3 separate regions of the Homo sapiens genome follow, and all the other regions are linked to region 1. Evidence: chromatin contacts called from ENCODE Hi-C or POLR2A ChIA-PET data. All regions are on one chromosome and are shown on one strand. The core of a region is the stretch at or near the end of the contact, and the rest is flanking DNA. Distances in the headings are between cores, read along the strand shown. Region 1 holds the start of TRIM4 (tripartite motif containing 4). Region 2 holds the start of FBXO24 (F-box protein 24). Region 3 holds the start of ARPC1A (actin related protein 2/3 complex subunit 1A).

Region 1 (3,920 bases), core at 874-3,373:
ATTTTCACTGTGTCATTAAATTCATGTGTTTGGCCAGGAAAGCTTGCTCACGCCTGTAATCCCAGCACTTTGGGAGGCCAAGGTGGGTGGATCACCTGAGGTCAGGAGTTCGAGACCAGCCTGACCAACATAGTGAAACCCTGTCTTCACTAAAAATACAAAATTAGCTGGGCATGCTGGCAGGTGCCTGTAATCCCAGCTACTCGGTAAGCTGAGGCAGGAGAATCACTTGAACCCGGGAGGTGGAGGTTGCAGTGAGTTGAGATCTCACCACTGCATTCCAGCCTGGGCAACAAGAGCGAAACTCCATCTCAAAAACAATAATAATAAAATAAATAAATAAATTCATGTGTTCATGTACTTACTGCATATCAATTCTGCTGGAGACCACTGGAGTTACACCATCAGTAATGGGAGGGGGTGGGGCTACTCTGGAAAGGATGATCAGGGAAGGTCTTCAAGCTAAAAGCTAAAAGGATCTAAAGGATAGATGTGGGTAGAGAAAGAGAACAGACTTGAAACAAAAGCAAGAAAGCCAGTATGGCTGAAGCAGAGTAAGGTAAAGTGATTTATTCAACCGGAGCTTCTTAACCCATGAGATAGGACAGATAATCCCCAAATTCAAATGTTACAGGATTTTCCCAACTGATGAAGGAAGCTAGTAACAAAACCCAGCCTCATCATTACAAGCTAGGCTTTTCCCAAATCATCAGCTGTCTATGACATTTACAGATACAGACAGGCACTGTCCAATACAGTATCCATTTAGCCATACAAGCACCTGAAACGTGGATATTCCAAACTGCTATGTGTTGTAAATGTAAAATACACACCAATTTCAGACCTATTATGAAAAAGGAGTATAAAATATCTCATTGAGGCCGGGCGTGGTGACTCACACCTTAATCCCAGCACTATGGGAGGCCAAGCGGGGCAGATCACTTGAGGTCAGCAGTTCGAGACCAGCCTGGCCAAGATGGTGAAACCCCTCTATACTAAAAAACAAAAATTAACCGGGTGTGGTGGCGTGTGCCTGTAATCCCAGCTACTCGGGAGGCTGAGGCAGGAGAACTGCTTGAACCCCGGAGGAGGAGGTTGCAGTGAGCCAAGATCACGCCACTGTGCTCCAGCCTGGGCAATAAAGTGAGACTCCATCTCAGAAAAAAAAAAAAAATCTCATTGATAATTTTCATCTCAGCTTTGAATATTTGGGGTAATCAGATTAAATAAAATATATTATTACAATTAACGTCACCTCGTTTCCTTATCTTACCAGAAAGATTTTAAATTACATATGTGGTTTCTATTGGACAGCAGCGGCACACACCCTCTCAGTATGTTTTTCTTTATTATGAGCTCCCCAAGGGCCAGTTTATTGAAAATTCTGCACAATGATTGCTGAGGTTTGCACCTCCCCTCCTCTCATTCCAGTTTTAACCCTAGCTCTGAAATTCGTGTTTTGCTTAACTTCTTTGAGTTTCAGGGGCTTTTCATGCTTCCAGTAGGAATGACAGCCACTTCGTGGCTCTTTTAGGAGCATTAAGTAAACTTTATCGGGCAACACTGACAGCCCCGTCATAGTCACCGCGACGGCCAGCTCACCCGGTAGCTCTCGAAGGCCTCGTCGATGGGTGCCATGGCGTGAGTCTGGTGCTCCTGGGACTCCCTGCACACCAGGCACACTGGCCGCTGGTCGTCCTCGCAGAAGAGCCGCAGCGGCTCCCAGTGGCGGCCGCACAGGCCCGGGGGCACGGGGCCCAGGCGCCGGCGCTGCGTCTTCTCAGTCAGCCTGGCCAGGGCCCAGTTGGGTCGCAGCGCGGCGGGCGCCGATGGGTGCCGACATTCGGGGCAGGGGAACGGGCCGCCGCCCGGCGCCCAGTTGCGGTGCAGGCAGCCGCGGCAGAAGTTGTGGCCGCACTCGATGGACACCGGGTCCTGGAAATAGTCCAGGCAGATGGGGCAGGTCAACTCCTCCTGGATGTCCTCAGCTTCCATGCTGCTTCCCTGCCGCGGAGACGGAGTCCGACGTGAGGCGCGGGAGAGGCCAGCAAGCTGCGAGCGGCCGCGGGGAGGCCAGACGACTTCCGAACCGCCGTCACCGCCTCACGTAAAAGGGTACAACGCAGTTTCTCTTCCGGGGTTCAGGACCCAAAAAGAACGCACGGACGTTGCCCGGCCTGAGCGCGCAAGACCGGAAGCTGCTGGGTATCCGCGCCGGAACCGCGAGGGGGTTGGTTCAGGCCTAGGCGCGGGGCAGGACGGGACCGGTGAGTGGCTCCTCCAAACAGCTATAGAGACCCAGAAATGCCTGTGGAAAGCTACAGAGGACTTGGGCAAGGCGTTAGAGCCGGACGTTGTGGTCCCTGGGGGAGCCAACCGGGGAGGTGCCTATGATCTTTCTTTCCAAGTTTGAGGGTTCAGGTCTGTGTTCGCCTGCTGGTTAGACCGATTTAAGTTTTAGAGTCCCAGGAGTTCTGGGCGAGCTGCAGCCTAGGGGCCTGGAAGGCCAGGAAGACTTGAAGGATCTGTGTTGGTAGGCCTGGAGTTTGGCTAACGTGGGGATGATTTGGATTCTGAGATGCAGATACATTGCCTTTTTGGTATCCAATTTGAAAAGTAGCAACCATTTTGCTATCCCAAAGAACATCCATGGAGGCTTTCAACAAATAATATGCTCACCTGTTTCAGGGAATTATCTATATCCCTTAAGTGGATTTTCGATCTTGTGTTTCTGAGGTGCTTTGCTTTTTATTCTTCCCACTTTCTTCCTTTTCTTGTGAATATTTGTTTAAAACAAAAAAAACTCTGGACTGACAAATTTAATAGAAGCTATTTGCACAAAGAACAGTTCATGAATTGGGCAGCACTCAGAACCAAAAGAGGTTCAGAGAGCTCTGTCCAGCAGTATGACCTGCTAGCTTTTATAGGAAGCAAAGTAGAGAAATCACCTCATTAGCTAACATCTAGGTGTCTGCCTTATTTGACAATGATATGATGAGGCATTTGCCTTATTGGGGCATGGTCTGATCAGTTGGCTGTCTGTTATTTGCTGAAGCTCGGCCGTGATTGGCTGAAACCCAGCTGTTATAAAAAATAAAGTAAGTTAGGCTTCAGTTCGTTTACATACTAAGTCAGGTTGTATTTTGTTATATGGGAACTCAAGTACCAAGACAGCCTCAGGCTAATGGGCTTTTGCTTATTTAACAGATTTTTCATTCTTTTTATGTCCCAATATCAAATACTGCCTTTCCTATAATAATTTTTCTCAGTAAGTAGTATGATTAAATGATTAGAAAAAGGGGTTCTTGAGGTATCTGTTTGGGGGTTATTGATGAAAGTTCCACTGAATATTTCTAAAACATTTAAATTGGACAACTAATGAATGGATTTTCTTTGCAAATTGGAATACTCTATGGAGAAGGGATCTGGTTCTTTAATAGGGACCAAGCAGGAAGGAATGCTCTTAACAGTTACTGATGTTTACCATGAGTGTTTATGGCATCTGTGTGTCTATATGTTTACCTAAGTATTGAATGAGAAGTTTCAGCATTCCTGCAAAGTATTTATTCCCCTTACAGTAGTCATTTAAATCTTTTCAGGTAAATCCCTTAAAATCCTTATGTCTTTATTCCTGCCATACCAGAGATGACCTTCCTTCTTTACTAAGTGAGGCTCCCTAATTAACAATTTTTCTCCATCACAAAATGTCTATAAGTCTGTATACCAGCCAAGGTTCATTCAGAGAAGTGGAATCACTATGTTTCTTTATGTTCGCAGGGCAAGCAGTTAAGAAGGGAAGATGAACATAAAGTAGGGAAGAGCAAAAATGAGTTGGAACCTAAGACACGAGCTGGTCATTCTTTCACTGTCTCCAACTTTAAAGATATGAGTATCCTTGCTAGAGGAGCTGACACTTTTTG
Region 2 (3,920 bases), core at 756-3,255, 670 kb after region 1:
GAGTGGGGCAGAGGAGGGTTCTTGGGAAGCTGGGATTTCCGACCCCCCCCCAAGCTCACAGGAGCACGGCTGCACCCTGAGCCGGAATGCTGGGGGAGGAGGGGGCCGGGGGCGGGAGCTGGGAGGGGCCGGGGAGCTCCGGGTAGTTTTCCCCAAGAGTCCACACAGGGAGAGACAGCCTAAGGAAGTAAAGAATAACATTTGGTCTTTGTCAAAAAACAACCAAGGGGGAGGGGAAGGGAACAGACAGTGAGTGTCACACAGCTGCTGAGGTCAATCTGGAGTGTGGGGTTAGGTGGGGGTGGGAGGGAACAGGGCTGTAAGGGGCAGGAATGGCTCCTGGAGCTCACTCATTCCCCATCTCAAGTGTTGCAGAGCAGGCGAGATCAGTGGGGAGGTTTCGACTGGTTCTCCCCAGAAGAGGGAAGAGGATGTGTGCCAGTGCCGGCCTGAGTGTTCCCAGGTGAGCAGGCACCTGCTTAGGGAGAAGTAAGCACTATCCTCCAGCTCTGGTCCCCCACCGTGCAGATGAGAGGAGGAAGAGGCCTGGGCTGGGGTGAGGCTTCGGGAATGCAGTCCTCCTCCCTGATCCTGATCCCCACCCCCAGCTGCCGGCCCAAGGTCATAGGCTGCCTCCTGAGTAGCTGAGGCTTGACTCACCTGTCACAGTTAAGTCCCCCACCCCCTACCATCCACAGACACCAGGGTGGAGGGTGCATGGTTGGACAGATCCTGCGGGTGGAGGCGTGGAAGGACAGTCTCTAGCTGGCCAGCACTCCCAGCTAGGAGATAAGATTTCCTTCCCTCCAGCAACGGCCTCAAGTCCCTCCCCCGGGGGAAAGCAGAAACTGAAATGGGAATTCTAAGATCCCTATGAGGTCACAGGCTCCACAGTGACCTCACAGGCTTAGGAAGGAGGAGGAGGAATCTCAGATAAGCCGGTTGGGGATAATAGGCGGAAGAGCTCAGGGAGAAAAGAGTGAGGGGAGGTAGAGATTTGTTTCTTTCCCATAGGCTGGAGAGCTGCGTGGACAGTGGAGAGGGCCAGGACCTTAGGGGGCGGGGTTGCGGCACAGAAAGCAGAAACCTCGGGCTTAGGGGCCAGTCACTGGGAAGGGGGTGCCCGGGGCTGCTCGGATCTCGGTGGGACGGGGGTTAAGAGGTGTAGATGAAGAGGGAGAGAAAGCAGTTATTAGAGGAGCTCGTGGGGACTGCTTCATAGACCGATTGGAGCTGAGGTTAAGAGATCATGTAAATAAGCCAACCAGGTGAGGGGCGGGACCATCCTACAGGTGCGCAGATATGCAAATAAAGAGAAAGGAGGAATCTCTCCCAACGCTCGGAGGCGCAGGGCGTTCTGTGCAAACGAGAAGCACGTTCATTGTCTAGGGGGTTCTCAAAGATGGGAGAGGATGGCTGCAGGTTTAGGGCAATCAGGAGGGGCAGCAACCCTGGCCGCCAGGTGAAGGGGCGGGCCCGACTCCCGGGCCGGGCGGGGCCCGGGGTGGGGCTATGCAAATGAGGGACCCGGTTGGGCCCGGGGCCCGGCTGCACTCACCAGCCTGGGTGATGTCTGACAGGTCGTAGCTACGGGCCGCGCCCCGGGGGAAGTGCTTCAAGCGCCGGTTAGACAGGTTCAGGGTCCCGGTGGCCACGGCCTCCTCTAGGGCCCGCTCTGCACTGCGTCTCCCCGGCAGACCTGGAGACCCGGGCACGGAGGTCGTGGCTGCCGCCTCCTCACCCCCGGCGGCGAGTGGAGCCGCTACGGCCGCCGCCATCCGCTCCCGGCGGCTCCCGCTGCCTGACTGACGGGACCGGCCGTCCCTCCTTCCCCCACCCCCTCCTTGGAGCCGCCGTAGTTGCCTCAAGGGGGAGGGAGCGGTGTCCGGGACCGGACGGACCAATCGTGGCCCCGAGACGCGTCAGAAGCGGCCAATCAGAACCCGTCAGTGGGGGTGGAGCTCCGGCGCCGGAGTCTGACGAGAGAAGGGAGGGGAACAAGGATAGAGCGCTCGCCAACGGCCGACGCTCCAGGCCGTCCCGCCCAGCGCAGCTGCACCCAATCACAATGCTCAGATCGGGAGGTGGAGCCAATCAGGTCCAACCAAGAGGAGGGGACACCGGCACTCCACTAGCAGGAAAACGGGCCGAGGGACCGCAAGCAGGGGGTGCCTAGTCCTCGTCCCCCAAAGACCAATCGTAAGCCAGATACAGGCGAGTGACTGTCAAGAAGGCCAATTAGAGCCTCCGAAGGGAATCTGGACCTGCCTCTTCTCTGAGGGACGGCTCTACCTACCAATAGCATGGGCGAGAAGGCGGTCCCTTTGCTAAGGAGGAGGCGGGTGAGCTAGAACTTTAAGACTGAGGTTAAGAATGAACGCGGAGCCCCTGGCCGGCCGGGAACGCAGTTCGCCGCTGCAGTGGCGAGTGCGAGCTGGACGTGTTAGGGGGCTAGCCGGCGTCCAGGGCTTGAGGGGATTCGGGCGACTGCTTGAGGCCAGTGCACTGGCGGTTGTCGCAGCTGAAGGGGCAGCGGGGGGACCTCCGACTGTGAAGCCTCTGGCAGGGGTCTCGGGACCCCCGGGCTGGGGGCGGGCGGGGGGCTTCCCAGAGCCTGGAGATGCCCAGCTCGAGGAGGGAGGGTGTAGGTGCAGCGTTGCACGGTCTGCCGTCTCACCCGAGGAGCTCCCCTGGACAGGAATGGAGAGGGGACCAGACCACGGGGTTTTAGAGGCTTAGAAAGGATCTCACCGCCTAGAACACGCCCTTGGTGCTACGAATGCAGAAACTGAGGCAGAGGGAAGTTGATGCGTTAGCAAGAGCGAACAGCAAGTTCCTGACAGCTGGCTTGCTCTAGAAACCAGGTCTCTGGATCCTCCACGCACAGCCCTTTCCCGCTCCCTCAGTTTTCACAGTGGATGTTTTCACTCCCTTCCTCTCTTCCTCCCTCCCTCCCTCTCCCTTCCGTTCCCTTCCTCTTTTTATTTTTTTATTTTTTGAGATGGAGTCTCGCTCAGTCGCCCAGGCTGGAGTGCAGTGGCGCGATCTCGGCTCACAGCAACCTCCACTGTCCGGGTTCAAGCAATTCTCCTGCCTCAGCCTCCCGAGTAGCTGGGACTACAGGCGCCCGCCACCACACCCGGCTAATTTTTTGTATTTTAGTAGAGACGGGGTTTCACCGTGTTGCCCAGGCTGGTCGCAAACTCAGGAGCTCAGGCAATATGCCCTCCTCGGCCTCCCAAAGTGCTGGCATTACAGGCGTGAGCCACCGCGCCCGGCCTTTTTTTTTTTTTTTTTAAGAAGGTCTGATTCTGTCGCCCAGGCTGGAGTGCAGTGGTGCAGTCATGGCTCACTGCAGCCTTGAATGCCTGGGCTCAAGTGATCCTCCTGCCTCAGCCTCCCAAGTAGCTGGGACCACGGGCGGCACCACTGCACCTGGCTAATTTATTTTCAATTTTTGTAGAGATGGGGTTTTGCTATGTTGCCCAGGCTGGTCTCAAACTTTTGACCTCAAGCGATCCTGCCTCTGCCTCCCAAAGTACTGGGATCACAGGCGTGAGCCACCGCACCCGGCCCACAGTGGACTTTTTCTTTCTTTTGAGACAGAGTCGCTCTGTTGCCCAGGCTGGAGTGCAGTGGCTTGATCGCAGCTCACTGCAGCCTCAACCTCCCACCTCAGCCTCCCGAGTAACTGGGACTACAAGCACGCACCACCATGCCAGCTAATTGTATTTTTTGTAGAGACAGGGTCCTACTATGTTGCCCAGGCTGATCTCAAACTCCTGGGCTCAAGCAATGCTCCCACCTCGGCCTCCCGAAGTGCTGGGATTATAAGCGTGAGCCACAAAGCCTGGCCCACAGTGGACTTTTTCTATTCACAACCTCTCGTTTGCCTCCTGGGGTGAAATGGAGTGGATAAA
Region 3 (3,920 bases), core at 742-3,241, 590 kb before region 1:
GAATTTCAGTGAAGCGATGTTCCATGAACAGCTGGATTCACTAACTCAGTGGTCCCCAATCTTTTTGGCAGCAGTGACCGGTTTCATGGAAGACAATTTTTCCACGGAAAAGGGGGCAGGGGCTAGGGGAGAGGGGTGGGGTGGTTTTAGATCATCAGGCATTAGATTCTCATAATGAGCATGCAACCTAGATCCCTCGCATATGCAGTTCACAATAGGGTTCACTTTCCTATGAGACTCTAATGCCCCCACTGATTGGACAGGAGGCAGAGCTCAGGCCGTAATGCCAGAGATGGGGAGCGGCTGTAAATACAGATGACACTTCGTTGGCTCGCCCTGCTCACCTCATGTGCCAATGGGTTCCTAACAGGCAACAGACCAACACCCGTCAGCAGCCAAGGAGTTGGGGAACTCTGCACTAACTCCAAAGAACATAGCGGGTCTGGCAGGGCATGGTGGCTCACGCCTGTAACCCTAGCACTTTGGGAGGCTGAGGCAGGCGGGATCACCTGAAGTCAGGAGTTCGACACCAGCGTCGCCAACATTGCAAAACCCCGTCTATACTAAAAATACAAAAATTAGCCGGGCATGGTGGCGCGCAGCTGTAGTCCCAGCTACTCGGGAGGCTGAGGCAGGAGAATCGCTTGAACCCGGGAGGCGGAGGTTACAGTGAGCCGAGATCGCGCCACTGCACTCCAGCTTGGGCGACAGAGAAAGGCTCCGTCTCAAAAAGATCACAGCGGGTCTGAAATTGAGAGTTTGACAAGTATACCTACATAAACCTCACCTTACAATACCAAAGGGAAGGAGACAAGCCCTTGGTTGGCCTGGCATGGCGCTGGGCGGCGGCGGGGGGGAGCTCACATCGCTTTGGGAAGCAGAGGCTAGAGGATTGCTTGAGCCCAGGGGTTCAAGACCAGCCTGGACAACATAGGAAAACCTCATCTTTACAAAAAATATAAAAATTAGCCAGGCACAGTGGCTCACACCTGTAATCTGAGGGCTTTGAGAGGCCAAAGAGGGACGATCGCTTGAGCCCAGGAGTTCAAGACCAGCCTAAGCAACACAGCAAGACCCTGTCTCTACCAAAAAATAAAAATTAGCCAGGCGTGGTGGTGTGCACTTGTAGTCCCAGCTCCACGGGGGGCTGAGGCGGGAGGATCGCTTGAGCCCAGGGGTTCCAGGCTGCAGTTAGCTATGATCGCGCCACTGCACTCCAGCCTGGGCTACAGGTTGAGAACCTGTCTAAAAAAAAAGAAAAAAGAAAAGCTCTCGATTAGCCCCATCTGTGGGGGCTGGGGATGCTCCAGAATTTCTAGGGTTCAAGGGCAGCAGCCTGATTGCAGGTGGGGATCAGGGCATTTCTTGGAGGCTGCATCTGCGGGGCAGGCTCTGTCCTCTGTGAATTGGGGGCCTTGCCAAGTTCCCCCAACCCTTTTATCCCTGCTGCGCCATCTTGGGAGCAGGGAACTGCTTGGGAGCAGGGGATTCTGTCCCAGGAAGGGTCGAGAAAGTTCCTGGGGGGCTTCAGGGGCTTTCCACAGAGGGAGCACGGCGGGGGCGGAGGCTCCCTGCAGGGAGCAGCGCTGAGGTAGACTGGCTCTGACCTTGGCTCTCTGAAGGGAGAAAAACTTAATCGTTCTTCAGGTCCAAGAGCTCCAAAGACCCCCAATCCTCAGTAACTCATCTCCTGACAAAAGACCTTGCGAAACTGCCAAAGCGCCACACTTCGGCTCGCGATTGTGAGGAAATTGGTTGAGGAACGGAGTGGGACGCCCATGCCGCTTCGCCAGCACTTGCCAGGCGTTCCGTGGGGCAGCATCTCCTCTGAAGGGCCGCCGACAGTACCACGCCAATGGAACGGCGTACCCTCCTCCACTGCAGCCTGCCTAACCCCGGACTGCGCGCCCGAGCTGTGCGCATGCGCGGACCGTCCGCGCGGTCGCAACGCGCAGGCGCCGTGTCCACTTCCGGGATCTGTCAGCCGCTCCCTCTGGGCTTCCGTCCTCCGCCCGCGCCCGACGGAGCCTGTTCGCGTCGACTGCCCAGAGTCCGCGAATCCTCCGCTCCGAGCCCGTCCGGACTCCCCCGATCCCAGGTAACGGCCAGCAGGGGCGAGCGTCTCACCCTGTCGGCCTCTCTTGTCCAGGCCTGGCGCCGGACTTGCCGCGGGGGCAGTGAGACGGGGGCTCAGGCCGCGGGGCCCCGAGGCTGAGGCGCGGCCGGGTCTCCCTGCCGGGGCCTCCTGAGGGGGCGGGGATCCCCTTTCTCCGTGGATCCCCTGCAGCTTTTCTCAGGATGTTCGAGCTCCTAGCCGCCTCCGATGCCCGAATTAACGGCCCCTTCTGCGCCCCCAGGGTCCTACTTGCACCTCTGCTGGGGGCATTTGTCACCGTCTCTAAAATTGTGTCAAGTAGGAGGATCTCCCGTAATCGAGCGACCCGCGGGACTATTCATCTCTTTAGTGTCTAGAGTCGATCCCTGCATACAGTAGGCGCCCATAGGATGTTTGCCTGCTCTCTAGGGCAGCCCTCAATCCTTCGGTTAATGGGGAACCTTCTCGATCTCGAGAAAAACCTTCTCCCGAGTTCTTTTAAGATTTCCCTGCATGAGTACCGCCTTCCCCCAAGTCAAAATTGCACCCTTCTCGGCGCTCTTATTCATTTAGTGGAATCTTTTATGCCAGTCCTGGCACCACCACTTTGTTGAGTGATCCTGGGAAGATGCTTCTCTGCGCCTGTTTCCTCATCTGCAATAAAAAGATTCTTACCGTTTTGCTAAGAATCAAGTGAGCTTATTTGCATAAATTGCTTAGAATAGTTCCTGGCCGAGAGTAGGTGATCAATAAATATTAGCTATTATTACTGCTTCTGGGCATTCTATGCATATCCGTCTTCCTTTCCTTTTCTATCTCCTCCACTCTCCCCAAACACCAACCCTCCAGACTTGAAGACCAGAATGGTGTCAGCCTTATTTATGTTTCTAGCCCCATCCCGGTATTTACAACACTGCTGGGAACATGATAGGCACTTAATCAGTTATAGCTTAGAATCTTTGATTATAAAGCCATCTGTTCTCCTGCAGCTTTGGAACCTTCTGTCTATGTCAACTCGTAGCTTAAATTGCCGAGATTATCTTAGTTCTGCCCTCTCTCCTCAATTTTATCTAGTCTTGTGGTTTCACATAGGGCCTGGGTTTTCAGGTATCTAAAAACAGAGGAGGGGCATCAGTCAGGAAGGTGTTTTTGTCCTGTTAGGGAGTGGGTAACTGTGGTTGTTGTCTTCCTTTTTTTTTTTTTTCCTGCAGCCTCGACCTCCTGGGCTTAACAGATCCTCCCACCTCAGCCTCCTGAGTAGCTGGGACTACAGGCGTGTGCCACCACACTGGGCTAATTTTCATTTATTTTTATTTACTTATTTTTGGAGATAGAGTCTCACTCTGTCACCCAGACTGGAGTGCAGTGGTGTGATCTTGGCTCACTGCAACCTCCACCTCCTGGGTTCAAGCGATTCTCCTGCCTCAGCCTCCCGAGTAGCTGTGACTACAGGCATGAGCCACTGCGCCTGGCTAATTTTTTTTTTTTTTTTGTATTTTTTGTAAAGACAGGGTCTCCATATGTGGCCCAAGCTGGTCTGGAGCTCCTAAGCTCAAGCTATCCTCCCACCTCGACCTCCCAAAGTGCTGGGATTTTGGGTGTGAGACACCACACCCAGCTTATATGGCTATTTTCTCCCACAAAGTATTCAGAGATCTTCTGGAGTTCATCTGTTAATCACAGTTAAAGGAAGGGACCATTTCGGAAAACTCCTATTTTGGACGCGGAGTGGTGATACTTTGATCTAGTTGTCTCATCCAATGCTGAAACAAATCCTATATAAAGAAGTTTAAAATGGTCTGCTGGTGAGGCTGGTGCCTGGACT

The links. A loop is a pair of places that touch in the nucleus more often than their neighbours do. ChIA-PET counts read pairs that join two places held with the same protein, here RNA polymerase II (POLR2A). Pooled maps may share reads with other maps.
Region 2: a loop to region 1 is called in a pooled map, with 13 times the contacts of the local background. The contact joins the promoter of FBXO24 here to the promoter of TRIM4 in region 1. A Hi-C loop is called at or near these places in 8 of 50 pooled maps. POLR2A ChIA-PET finds 5 or more read pairs at or near these places in 2 of 52 experiments (activated B cell and activated CD4-positive, alpha-beta T cell).
Region 3: a pooled map shows a loop between it and region 1 (8-fold over the local background). The contact joins the promoter of ARPC1A here to the promoter of TRIM4 in region 1. A Hi-C loop is called at or near these places in 8 of 50 pooled maps.

What each region holds. Positions count from the first base shown.
Region 1 is chr7:99,917,407-99,921,326 of GRCh38, forward strand. It overlaps TRIM4 (tripartite motif containing 4), which reads right to left and starts at 2,124. Exons shown (of 6, transcript NM_033091.3): 1 at 1,603-2,124. The coding sequence starts at 1,995. LOC101927610 (a long non-coding RNA gene) reads left to right here and starts at 2,197. Exons shown (of 2, transcript XR_001745296.3): 1 at 2,197-2,421; 2 at 3,778-3,920. RefSeq lists a silencer at 1,696-1,855 and enhancers at 1,986-2,035, 2,066-2,145, 2,386-2,495.
Region 2 is chr7:100,584,323-100,588,242 of GRCh38, forward strand. FBXO24 (F-box protein 24) reads left to right here and starts at 2,006. Exons shown (of 10, transcript NM_033506.3): 1 at 2,006-2,342. The coding sequence starts at 2,304. LRCH4 (leucine rich repeats and calponin homology domain containing 4) reads right to left here and starts at 1,807. Exons shown (of 18, transcript NM_002319.5): 1 at 1,559-1,807. The coding sequence starts at 1,778. RefSeq lists enhancers at 116-629, 630-1,143 and silencers at 1,285-1,334, 1,375-1,804, 2,565-2,684.
Region 3 is chr7:99,323,907-99,327,826 of GRCh38, forward strand. It overlaps ARPC1A (actin related protein 2/3 complex subunit 1A), which reads left to right and starts at 1,992. Exons shown (of 10, transcript NM_006409.4): 1 at 1,992-2,098. LOC105375421 (a long non-coding RNA gene) reads right to left here and starts at 1,902. Exons shown (of 4, transcript XR_927798.3): 1 at 1,608-1,902. RefSeq lists an enhancer at 1,558-2,117 and a silencer at 2,093-2,272.